Linked DNA regions of Homo sapiens: region 1 is linked to region 2. A link is a contact called in ENCODE Hi-C or POLR2A ChIA-PET data. All regions are on one chromosome and are shown on one strand. Each heading gives the region's core, a stretch centred on a gene start or an enhancer-like site at or near the end of the contact. The rest is flanking DNA. Distances are from core to core; before and after follow the strand shown. Region 1 overlaps PEAK1 (pseudopodium enriched atypical kinase 1). Region 2 overlaps SCAPER (S-phase cyclin A associated protein in the ER).

Evidence for each region. Hi-C counts contacts between places; a loop is a spot of excess contacts on that map. ChIA-PET counts read pairs that join two places held with the same protein, here RNA polymerase II (POLR2A). Pooled maps may share reads with other maps.
Region 1: a map with no recorded cell type shows a loop between it and region 2 (15-fold over the local background). The contact joins two enhancer-like sites. A Hi-C loop is called at or near these places in 2 of 37 single-sample maps with no recorded cell type and 3 of 50 pooled maps. POLR2A ChIA-PET finds 5 or more read pairs at or near these places in 1 of 52 experiments (OCI-LY7).

The regions. Positions count from the first base shown.
Region 1 is chr15:77,177,753-77,183,717 of GRCh38, forward strand. It overlaps PEAK1 (pseudopodium enriched atypical kinase 1), which reads right to left. Exons shown (of 10, transcript NM_001385026.1): 7 at 1,038-4,288. The coding sequence starts at 4,174. Among named protein-coding and RNA genes, the nearest start is that of LINC00597, 45 kb to the right of the region's middle. RefSeq lists enhancers at 2,103-2,242, 4,084-4,173. Within about 2 kb of position 2,104, at least 4 of the 41 ENCODE cell types and tissues checked have a DNase peak (open chromatin) inside an H3K27ac peak, as active enhancers do.
Region 2 is chr15:76,573,843-76,580,174 of GRCh38, forward strand. It overlaps SCAPER (S-phase cyclin A associated protein in the ER), which reads right to left. Exons shown (of 32, transcript NM_020843.4): 23 at 316-442. Among named protein-coding and RNA genes, the nearest start is that of MIR3713, 9.6 kb to the right of the region's middle. RefSeq lists enhancers at 1,733-1,782, 1,793-1,842. Within about 2 kb of position 2,917, at least 7 of the 41 ENCODE cell types and tissues checked have a DNase peak (open chromatin) inside an H3K27ac peak, as active enhancers do.

The DNA of each region.
Region 1 (5,965 bases), core at 854-3,353, 600 kb after region 2:
TAAAAGTTCCTTGTTTTTACTGGCAGTTAATTCATTTTGTTTACAATATAAATAAGAAAGAAAAACTTAGGCTTCCTAAACATATGTATTTATGTGAATGATTACAAGTGAGAATATAACAATTTTTATTGATCTTGTGTTTAAGAATGCAAAATTATAAGGAGGATACATGCTTTAGAATGAGAGATCGAGGTTTGAATTCCAGCTCTGAAAAGCACTAGCTTTGTGACTCTGTTCAATTCTTAACTTCCCGGGTTTTCAGTTTCCTCATCTGAAGAATATAGCAAATTTATAAGGATTTGAGATAAATATTTATTATATACCTTGCACAGAATAGGTGATCAATAAATAGTTATTAAGGTATTCAAGAAAATGAATGCCTAGAGAACTGATTTGGGTATGCAATCTGTCTAGCTGAACTGAATATTATACTACTGGGTCTCAGTCTCAATACTCAACTTCTCCTATTTCACCCACATGCTAAATAACTATAAATTGCTTGCTTACCACCCTCCATTTTTTTCCACAACACTTGGAAGGAGGACAGAAAGAGACAGCAATAAAAAAACAAATATTCCCTTAAAATAAGTAATGCATATAGAGATAACACCTTCATAAAAAACAAAAAGAATTGCTGGAAGAGCTTTATTTCATTTACAGTGAGGGAAAGAACAGTACCACCATTTATTCATTTGATCCTGTTTCTTCCTCACACTACCATCACATTCCAAAACAACACATTATTTATTGCTATTAAGGTGTTATGGATTTGCTTTTCTATGCTAAAGTTCCTCTGCATTCACCAGAATGCAGTAGGCTACTTAAGCCAAAGATCCAGGGCTATAAACCTTGTTCAGTGCAGTAAGATCACTTTAATACTATTCTAATCTTGGAATGCAGTTATAAAGATAGATGATGGCCACAGAGTGCTACTTACAAACAGAAATGGTTCTTATGCAATCTTAAAAGATATAAAAAACTTAGCACCTGAAAATGTGTTAAAAAATTCCCATATTCTTCCAGTCTATTTTACATACCTGAGAATCTTTTTAGGAATCTGTGATGGAGAAGAATGACTCCTCTTCTTCTCTGAGTCCTGTAGTAATGCATTCTCTGCTCTACCCTTCTCCATGACTGCTGCCTGGTCTGTCCTAGCCTTGCTCTGATCCACACTGAGCTGGCCTTGAGCAGGGTCGCACCTGTACATGAAGACAATGGCTGGTTTCTCACTGGACTCTCCTTTCGCCTCTGTGAACCAGTGATGGCGCTGAACTGGAGGAGGAGGCAGCATGTGAATGACTGTGCCATCCAGGCCCACCAGTTTCCCTTTCTCTCGCTCTTTCTCTTTGTCATCCTCCTCATCTGTTTTCCGACGGCGGAAGAAGCTTTTAAATGATATCCAGCGCTTAGGTTTTGCATCAGCTGCCCGCCTGCTGCCTTCAGAGTGCAAAACTGATTCAGCTTCTGTTGACCTGGTAGGGCTGGTTGGCTTGGTCCAGTTGGTGAAATGCCTCTGCAAAAGGTTACCTGCATGGTAAGGAGAAGAAGTAGAGCGTGGCGGGGGAAAGGGAGCTGGTGGCTCACTTTGGGGGCTAGTCACTAATTTGGAGGGAGAGGGGGTGACTGGCTTTATGGATGGGTCTTTCTGTACTTTGGTGGTAGGACTGTCTGTGGTCTGAGGTGCTTCAGCCTCACCACTAGGCTGAGATGTAAAGAGAGATTTGGGCCGGACTGGCGTACTCTTAGGTGTGCTCTTAGCAACATCAGCATCTGGAGGAATGGCATAAAGCTCTTCCACACTGCAAGCTTTAGGGCCAGATTGAGGTGTTTCTGGAGGAGACTGTGGGGGTTGGATTGAAGCCACAATCTGAGAAAGCACTGTGCTTGCTTTCTCTCTGGTGCTGCTGCTGCCCACCATCTGAGACTCCTGAGTGCCTTCTATTTTGGCCACAGGCTCTTGAGTGGCTCTCTGGATCTTTGCTGGGGAGCTGTGGCTGGAACTATAGCTTCTCTGTGGTGAAGACTGACCTCTGTTGAGACAGTTGTTAAACTCTTGAACCTTCTGAGCCACTGAGCCCCTTTTATGCTCTGTGCTGTTTGAAAACCCTTTAGTTTGAAGACAGTCAGTGGTTTTGCTAGTGGTGTTATCAGGCACTTTGCTTTCTGTTTCTATTTCTTCATAAGTATGGCTTATTACACTTGTGGTTTTTTCCTTCACTGAGAGTTCTCCACTTGTTCCCAGAAAACTTTTGTAGATAGCTAGATTGTCATATGCATTTGGATTGATAACAATGGGAACTTTGATAGCATTTTTGGAACTCCGAGCATAAGTTGGCTCGTCATGAATGATAATTGGAAAAGGTGGCATACCAGCATTGTTATAACTATTAAATTTAATTTCAGACAAATTAGGTGACTTAACAGGGATGGTTTTGGAGGAAATGTTTGTAGCTGTGGGTGATGTAGGTGCTGATTTGTGACAGTTTTTCCTTGGAGGAACATTTGGTCCAGTTCCACTAGTAATTAGTTCTACTTTAGGTATCTTTTGTCGTGGACTGGTGCTAGAAGTCCATACTTCTTGGTATCGAATTGCACTGGATTTTTGGAAATGGGCACTTATTTGTCCTGGTGTCAATGAAGATGATGTAACTGGAGAGTTTGGAGTAGAGGATGAGCTTTTTGTCTTGGGGCTGTTAACAGGGCCCTCGAGGTGCTCACTGGCCATGGCTGCTGACACATCCACGACAGTATATGGCTTGCACAATGGCTGTTCCAGGTTCACAACTCGGTAAGGTTTTGCTTGCTCTTCTGTGGGGACAAGGTTTATGGTTACTGCTTGCCCAGCAACATCTGTAGAGGCTTTACTTTCTTCCTTCTCAGTTTGTACAGCAATCTTGCCATCTTTCTCTTCTAATCGGAGAGCAAGGACTGCTTTGTGGGTCTCTGGAACTTTTATTGAGCTTTTGGAAGCCTGTGATGAATCTTTATCCTGATTATTACTAGAGGGACTTTCATAATTGGGCTCAATTTCCTTCATGTCCTTAGAATCTCCTGGGTTACCAGGAGATAATCCCCCATTACAAATCTTCTGGGATAAACTACTGGCTGTCTCAGAACGTGATTCTTCTGTTAAAGAAGAATCTGGTGATGTGGAGTCAGATGACACCATGCTCTGAATGCTTCCTTGTCCATAAGAGACCACAGAATTTTCCTCATAACCATTCAGGATTTCATCATAGCTGTCATCATAGTCCACAGCACAGATTCTCTGCAGAGACTTGTTTCGCAGGGGGATGGTATTCCATTTTTTGTCCACAAAGAATCGAACAGGAGACAATGTGTTTGCTCTGAAGTTGGCAAAGCGAGGTTGCCCTCTCATGCGAATCTCCATGGCCAACAGCTCTTCATCACTCTCATCCCAACTCTCGTGCTCCTCCTCCATGTTACTGAAAAGTACATCCTCTTCACTCTCCTCGCCACTGGAAAACTCTGGGTAACAGAACCGGCCCCCTTCATTACTAATCACTTCTGTGCTCCCACTCAGAATAACATGCTTGCCCTGAGTTTCCTTTATCCCACCTATCATGCAACTTGGTGGAAGCTTTCTTTCCAATGATCGTTTATAGCAATCATTTATTCTTCCCAAGAATGTTTCTCTGGAGTTTGTTTCATTTCCTCTTATCTGAGGGGCAGTATCCAAGCCTGCTATCTCCTTTAACACTTCAGTTAGTCCATTATTGTTATCTGACATCTTCTTTGCACTATCATTATTGCCATAAGGCTTAGGAACATGGCTAATTCCTTCATCATCTTCATTATTATTGTTAAGTGGTTTCTGACTCAAGGCAGCTCTGTTTCGGTTCCACCCTATGATGACAGGTTTGTTCTCACAGTGTTCTTGGATGCTAAGCTCACCACATATACTTTGCCCATCTGCCACTATCATAGTGGGCTTCACAGCTATAGTGGGTTTTTTAGCCACAGGAGGCCGGAAATTGCCCGTGTTCCTGATGCGGTGGTTGTTACTGTGATTGGCATTAGTTTTCACATTGCCATGGGTGATGGGTGCCTTCTCAGGGTCTGGGGGAAGCTGGTGCAAACTTTTAGGTTTAAAGCAATTCTTGCATTCACCAGGTTTCCAAACATGTTCAGTAAAGGTGTTACAAGCAGACATTTTTAAAAATAGAACTTCACAGACAATGCTTTTCTTTCAGTGCATGACAAAACTTTCATCTGTTAGTTTTCACTTCCCCTATGTGTTACAGCAGCTCTTCTAAGAATGATCAATCTGTGGAGGGGAAAAGAAGACAAAAAATCTGAATGAAAAAGGCACTATGAGACTTACCATTATTAGTGACTTGAAAAAACTGACTCCATTCCTAAACTTTTCCTTAAATTAAAAGACTGAGAGCTAAACTAATTTGTGTACTTTGTAATTTCCCTTTAGCCAATCAGCATTTGGAAAGTGAGCTTTTTAACTATAATTTTATGCACTCTTATCTATCCATACATAATCTTCAGCTTGATGTCTCTGTTGCAATGATTCTGTGACCTTCCCTCCCAGAAATGCCTTTGATACCACTCCTTCTGTTATCCACCAATTTCTCTAACACTTCCCAGCCCATTATAGATTCCTCTTCTTCCACCTACCCTTGAATGTTTTAGACATTTCGTAGACTCCTCAAACTCAATGCATTGAAAATGAAGCTTCGGGGCTGGGTGCAGTGGCTCATGCCTGTAATCTCAGCATGTTGGGAGGCAGGCCAAGGTGGGAAGATCCCTTGAGCCCAGGAGTTCAAGACCAGCCTGGCTAACATGATAAAATCCCATCTCTAAAAAAAATATAAAAATTAGCTGGGTGTGGTAGCACACACCTATAGTTCCAGATACTCAGGAAGCTGAGGCAGGAGGATTGTTTGAGCCTGGGAGGTGGAGGTTGCAGTGAGCAGATTGTGCCACAGTACTTCAGCCTGGGTGACAGAGTGAGACCTTGTCTCAAAAAAAAAAAAAAAAAAAAGGCTGAAAAGGAGACCAGGGGCCAGATCATGCAAGGCCTTTTAGGCTTTTAAAGATTATAGAGTTTATCCTAAGAGCAGTGGGAAGCCACTGAAGGGTCTTGAATAGGGGAAACAACATAATCCAATTTGCATTTTAAAAAGACAGCTCTGACCAAAACCCATGAAATTCTTACGTATATAAGTCCAACAAAATATGTGTAAAATCTAGAATCTATATGAGCAAAACTATAAAACACTGATAGATGAAGGGGGGAAGAAGGGGGAAAGGTAAGCAAATTATAGCCCAGAGGCCAAATGTAGCTTATTCCTGTTTTTGTATCCCAAGGTTAAGGATGCTTTTTATGTTTTTAAATGGTTGGAAACAAATCAAAACGAGAATAATGTTCTGCAACAAGTGAAAATTATATGAAATTCTAAATTCAGTACCCACAAATAAAGCTCCATTGGAACGCCAGTCACACTCATTTGTTTACATACTCATTTGCCTATGGTGGCTTCTGTGCTACAATGGAGAGATGAGTAGCTATGAAATGTGTGACACACAGACTGTATGCTTCACTTTTACTGCTTTGTGGCACTCTACAAATTGCAGGATTTCCACTGGTGCATCTATCAGCTGTGTGAAATTACATTTTTCAAAGATAATACATAAAATTATAAAATAAAATTATGAAATACGTAAAATTTCATTACAGATATGAATTAATAGATGAACATTTGTAATCAATTTTGATGAGAGGAAGTACTAACTTTGAACCCCCATCAAGCACAATGTTATCCTCCCCAAAATGGAATTTCATTCTTCTCACTAGCAAACCTCTGTTATAAAATATTGTACCTAAATATATTTTGCCTTTTATCAAAAACATTTGCCAAAAAAAAAATGACAAGAGAATGAAGACAAACCCCAGAGTAGGAGAAATTATGTGAAACATTCATATCTGACA
Region 2 (6,332 bases), core at 1,667-4,166:
TATTTTCTGCCATAAAGTCATACATCTTTATTATTGTGATTCCTGACAAAATAATTTCAGTTTATTTGTGTGAGGAAAACATGACTGAGGAAACCATGACCTAAAGAGGACTTCAATTAAAAAAAAACCTGAAAATAGCTTCAATTAAACAACTGAAAAGAACAAAAGTAAAAAAAAAAATTCATCTATTATTGACTAGCTTTAAAAAACACAGAAGAAAGGTATATACTGAGTCTGCCTTATAGCTCTATGTACTGTCATAGTGAGAAAGGATCACAAAGATTAAGGTTCAAAAGCCAGATATTAGTTACACACCTCTTTTTCCAGTATTCTAGTGATCTCTCCTAGGGTCCGATCCAAAGCAGACACTTTATTGTTTGCCCATGAGCCACTGTCTTGAACTTGTACTTGTTTTAGAAGATCTTTGGCTAATCGCTGAAGCCTTTAATACCAAATGAAAGGAAAGAATGACATTAATGAAACAGACTATAATCTTCATTTCCCAAAACACTTTGAAACACAAGTTACTTTCAGTATTGGATTTGAAAATGCTTCACAGAGCATCTGAGGGGAGAAAAAACCAGACAACCAATAAAGCTAGTGTTATTTTATATTCATGACCACCAATTCATTCTTCATGGCACAAAACAGAACTAGAGGATAGTATTATCAATCTACAGGATTAGCTAGAGCAATTGATGCCTTTAGTTTCTGTATGATTCTTAAATTAGAACAGAATTAGGAAGGGGGAGAAGGCCAGAGGATGAGAGCAGAGAAAATGAGTATAAGAACCTGAGCAGGTTTTTATATTTTGATTTAAATCTTCGAATATTATTAGCTTTATAAACTCTCAGAATGTTGAACTTCCAAATGTTTGTTTACAGGCAGTTTGGGGATAGTCTGCTACTGCTCATATCATTTACTTAGACGACAGAACATTTATTTAGTTTTCACCAAGAAATACCACATTATACCTAGACTGTAAGAGTCTTCATTCAGATCACTGTGTGCATTACTTCTTTGTGGCCCCTACCTGGTACCTCACTCTTGGAGCAACCCTCCTCTGCTTTCCACTTATTTACTTGAGAATCCACTAATAGATGCTCACCAGATCTCCCCACTTTTCCCCTATATATCATCCCCGTTGCCTTAAATTTTTATCTGTGGTAGATTCCACAGTACATCATTATAATCATTTTCTTGCAAATGTCCTACATTTCCTCTCTGTTGTTCTGTTTTTTACTCTTCTTAGACAAACCCCAGCCGTGGTAATAATGTTTGTTTAGCTCTTACTATGGGCTAGGCACCATTCTCAATGTCTTGCATGCATTAATTTCTTTAGCTGGATTAATGAAAACAACTGGCAGACTTTTCCATTTCTGAACCTGGCAGGGGTGGGGGTGTGGGGGGAGTCAGACCATGCAAAATACTGGTAGGACTACTGATTCAAGATCTTATTAAATCTCCCTAGGGTGTTCATTCTCCCACTATCCACAAAGGTTTGCTTCATACATTCCCCACTCTCTTCAAAAGTCCACCCTTTCCTTTCTCTCTTTTGCTTTCATAAGATGATCCTACATTTCAAAGAGAAAACAGAAGTTATTGGAACAAGAAAATTTTCACTTTCGGCCATAAAATCTACAAGCTTATCTGCATTTCACTCATCTTCTTCTCTGTTCCTCTTATTACAGTCATTCCTTCCAGACAGGACTAATTTCACCACACAGGATGTATGCATGAGTTCTTTCTGGATCTCAAGCTCTCTCTTCTTCCTGTCTCAGGTCTTTCTGCAATGTTCTTCATCTTTTCCTTCTGAAATGCTTCCTCCACTCCCACATTACCTAGAACATTACTATTTATCCCTCAGCTCTTAGCACAAACATTACTTTCTCTGATTTGACTATTTCTTCAAAGCACTCATCATAAGAGAATTAAAAATACTTACTGAACTAACTGTTTAATGTGTGCTTCTCCTATGCAAAGCTTTACAAGGGAATTTCCTGAAGTGATAGAAATATTCTGTGTTTTTACTGTCCAACATGGTGGCTAGAAGCTATTGTATTGAACAGTGCAGAAGCAGAGTATTAACTTCATGAGCGAGGTGCTCGTCTATCTGCTCACTGCTTTATCCTTATCATGTAACATGCTACTTTTACATAAGTACACTCATTAGATATTTAATAAATTCATGTCCTACAGAGAAAACTTCTTCTTTACATTAATTTTAACAATATCCAGACCAAGGATGGTGGTTCATGCTTGTAATCCCAGCACTTTGGGAGGGCAAGGCAGGAGGTTCACTTGAAGCCAGGAATCTGAGATCAGCCTGGGTAACAAGGCAAGACCCAGTTTCTACAAAAAATAAGAAACTATTAGCTGGCAATGGTGGCGTGCACCTGTAGTCCTAGCTACTCAGGAGGTTGAGGTGCGAGGACTGCTTAAGCTCCAGAGTTCCAGACTGCAGTGAGCTTACAACACTGCGCTTCAGCCCGGGCAACAGAGTGAGACCTTCATCTCTAAAAAGAAAAAAACCCAATAACTTCATAGGTTACAAAATACTTTCATGTACATGATCTTATTTAATCCTCTCAACAACACTGTCAATAAGTATTATCCCTATTTGAAAAACGCAAAAACTGATGCAGAGCAAGATAGCCAAATAGAAGCCTTCACAGATGTCCTCCATACAGGAACACCAAATTGAACAACTATCCACATAAAAAAGTACCTTAATAAGAACCGAAAGTTGTGTGAATCACCACAGTACCTGATTTTAACTTCGTATCACTGAAAAAGGCACTGAAGAGACAGGAAAGACAGTCTTGAAATGCTGATGCCACCCCTCCCTCCTACCCTGGCAGCCACCCTGTGGTGCAGACAGAGAGTCTATGCACTTGGGAGACAGGAAGCACAGTGGCAGTGAGACTTTGCCTTGGAAATCAGTGCTAGCCTGTTACAGTGGAAAGCAACAGGACACAATTCAGCTGGCCCCCACAGAGAGAGCATTTATACCAACCTTAGAAAGCGGGGAATCGCCCATCCTAGCACTCGGAACCTGAGTTGCAGGTTAAAGTGTTCTGGGGACCTAAATAAACTTGAAAGGAGGTTTAAGCCACAAGAACTGCAATTCCTGGGCAAGTCCTGGTGTTGTGCTGGGCTCGGAGCCAGTGAACTTGGGAAGAATGTGACCTATGAGACCAGCCAGGGCAGCCAAGGGAGTGTTTGCACCACCCCTCTCTCAACCCCAGGCAGCTCACAACTCTGGTACAGACTCCGTCCCTATGCTTGAGGAGAGGGGAGGGAAGACTAAAGAGGACTCTGTGCCAGGCACAGTGGCTCATACCTATAATCCCAGTGCTTTGGGAGGCTGAGGCAAGCGGATTGCTTGGGCCCAGAAGTTCAAGACCAGCCTGGGCAACATGGTGAAAGCCCGTCTCTAGCAAAAAATACAAAAATTAGCTGGGTGTGGTGGCACACACTTGTAGTCCCACCTACTCAGGAGGCTGAGGAGGCAGGATCAATTGAGTCTCAAAGATCAAGGCTGCAGTGAGCTATGATCATGCCACTGCGCTCTAGCCTGGGTGAAAAAGCAATACCCTGTTTCAAAAAGAAGAAGAAGAAGGAGAAAAAAAGAGGACTTTGTCTTGCAACTTGGAAACCAGCTCAGCCATAGTAGGACGGAATAACTGGGCAGAATCCTGAGGCTCCCATTCCAGGCCCTAGCTCCTGGATGGTATTTTTAGACATATCCTGGGCAAAAAGGGAATGGGCTACCTTAAAGGGAAAGACCCAGTCCTGGAAGGATTTGTCATCTGCTGACAAAAGACTCCTTGGGCCCTCACGAGTTAGCAGTGGTAGCCAGGAAGCACTCGCCAAGGGCCTTGAGTGAGACTCAGAGACATGATGGCTTCAGATGGGATACAGCCCATTCCCAGCTGTGGTGGCTACGGGGAGAGACTCCTTCTGCTTGAGAAAAGGGGAGGGAAGAGTACGGGAACTTTGTTTTGCAGCTTAGGTATCAGCTTGACCACAGTAGGGCAGAGCAACAAGAGGGTTCTTGAGGTCCCTGATTCCAGGCCTTGGCTCTTGGATGGTATTTCTGCACCTGAACTGGGCCACAGGGAAGCCACTGTCCTGAATGGAAGGCCCAGGCCAGGCAGCATACACCACAAACTGAATGAAGAGCCCTTGGGCCTTGAGTGAACACTGACAGTAGCCAGGCAGTACTCACCATAGGCCTGGGGTGGTGGTGGCCACAGGAAGAGACTCCTATGACTATAGAAAGGGGAGGGAAGAGTGGTAAGGACTTTGTCTTGTGGTTTGGGTGTCAGCTCAACCACAGTAGAACACAGCACCAGGTTGATTCCTAAGGTTTCTGACTCTAGGCCCTGGCTCCTGGATGGCATATCTGGACCTGCTCGGGCCAGGCAGAACTTGCTGCACTGAACGGAAATACATAAGCCTGGCGGGTTTTGCTACCTGCTGATTGCTGAGCCCTAGGGGGACTTGAGCAAACAAAGGTGGTAGCCAGGCAGTGGTTACTGTGCGCCTTGGGCGAGACACAGTAATCTGTGCTTCAGGTCTGACCTAGCACAGGCCCAGTGGTGGGGGCTACAGGGGTGCTTGTGTCAACCCTCATCCAGCTGCAAGCAGCTCAGCACAGAGAGAGAGAGACTCCATTTGTTTGGGAGAAAATAAGGGAAGAGAACAAGAATTTCTGCCTGGTTGTCCAGCAAATTCTTCTGGATCTTATCCAAGACCACCAAGGCAGTACCTCTACGAGTCTATAAGAGCCATAGTGTTACTGGGCTTGGGGTTCCCCCAAATGCAGATATAACTGCAGTGGCCAATAGCTTAGGTTTCAACACCCAAGTCCCTTTGGATACCTGGAAAACATTCCCAAGAAGGATGGGTACAAACAAGCCTACACCATGAAGACTACAATAAATACCTAACTCTTCAATCCCTAGACACCTACAAACACCCAATATGACCTCACCTAATGAACTAAATAAGACACCAGGGACCAATCCTGGAGAAACAGAGATAAGTGACTCTTTCAGGCAGAGAATTCGAAATAGTTGTTTTGATGAAACTCAAATTCAAGATAACACAGAGAAGGAATTCAGAATTCTATCAGATACATTTAGCGAAGAGATAAAAATAATTTAAAATAATCTTTGGGAGGCTGAGGCGGGCAGATCACAAGGACAGGAGATCGAGACAATCCTGGCTAACACGGTGAAACCCTGCCTTGACTAAAAATACAAAAAATTAGCTGGGCATGGTGGCGGGTGCCTGTAATCCCAGCTACTCAGGAGGCTGAGGCAGGAGAATGGCATGAACCTGGGAGGCGGAGCTTGCAGTGAGCTGAGATGGTGCCACTGCACTCCAGCCTGGGTGACAGAGCGAGACTCTGTCTCAAAAAAAAAAAAAAAAAAAAAAAATAGTAACTACAACAACAATGTTTTAAGACATAGTACAAGAAGATATGAATAGAAACAACAAAAAGTGAAAAAGCAGAGGGATGAAGTTAAAATGTAAAGTTTTTATTAGTTTTTTCTTTGCTTGTTTGTTATTTAGTTTTTTTATGCAAGTAGTGTTAAGTTGTCATCAGTTTAAAATAATGGGTTATAAAATATCAATTGCAAGCTTCGTGGTAAACTCAAACCAAAAACCACACAAAAGATTCATAAAAAAAAAAATAAAAAGCAAGAAATGAAAACACATTGCTAAAGAAAAATCACCTTCACTATGAGAAAGAGAGAAAGGAAGAAAAGAAGGAAAAGACCACAAAATAACCAGAAAACAAATAACAAATAAGTCCTTACTTATCAATAACTGGATGTAAATGGAATAAGCTCTCCAATCAAAAGGCATGTAATGGCCGAATGGATTAAAACAAGAAGATCCAACTATTTGTTGCCTACAAGAAACAAATTTCTCCTATAAAGACACACAGACTGAAAATAAAGGGATGGAAAAAGATATTACATGAAAATGGAAACCAAACAAGAGTACAAGTAGCTATACTTATGTCAGAAAAAATACATTTCAAGACAAAACTATAAAGAGAAACAAAGAATGTCATTATACAATAATAAAAGGGTCAATTCAGTAAAACAATATAATAATTATAAATATATATGCACCAAATATTGGAGCACACAGATATGTAAAGCAAATATTATTAGAACTAAAGAGAGAGACAGACCCCAATACAGTAACACCTGGAGACTTCAGCACCCCACTTTTAGCACTGGACAGATCATCCAGACAGAATATCAACAAAGAAACACTGGATTTAATCTACACCATAGACTAAATGAACC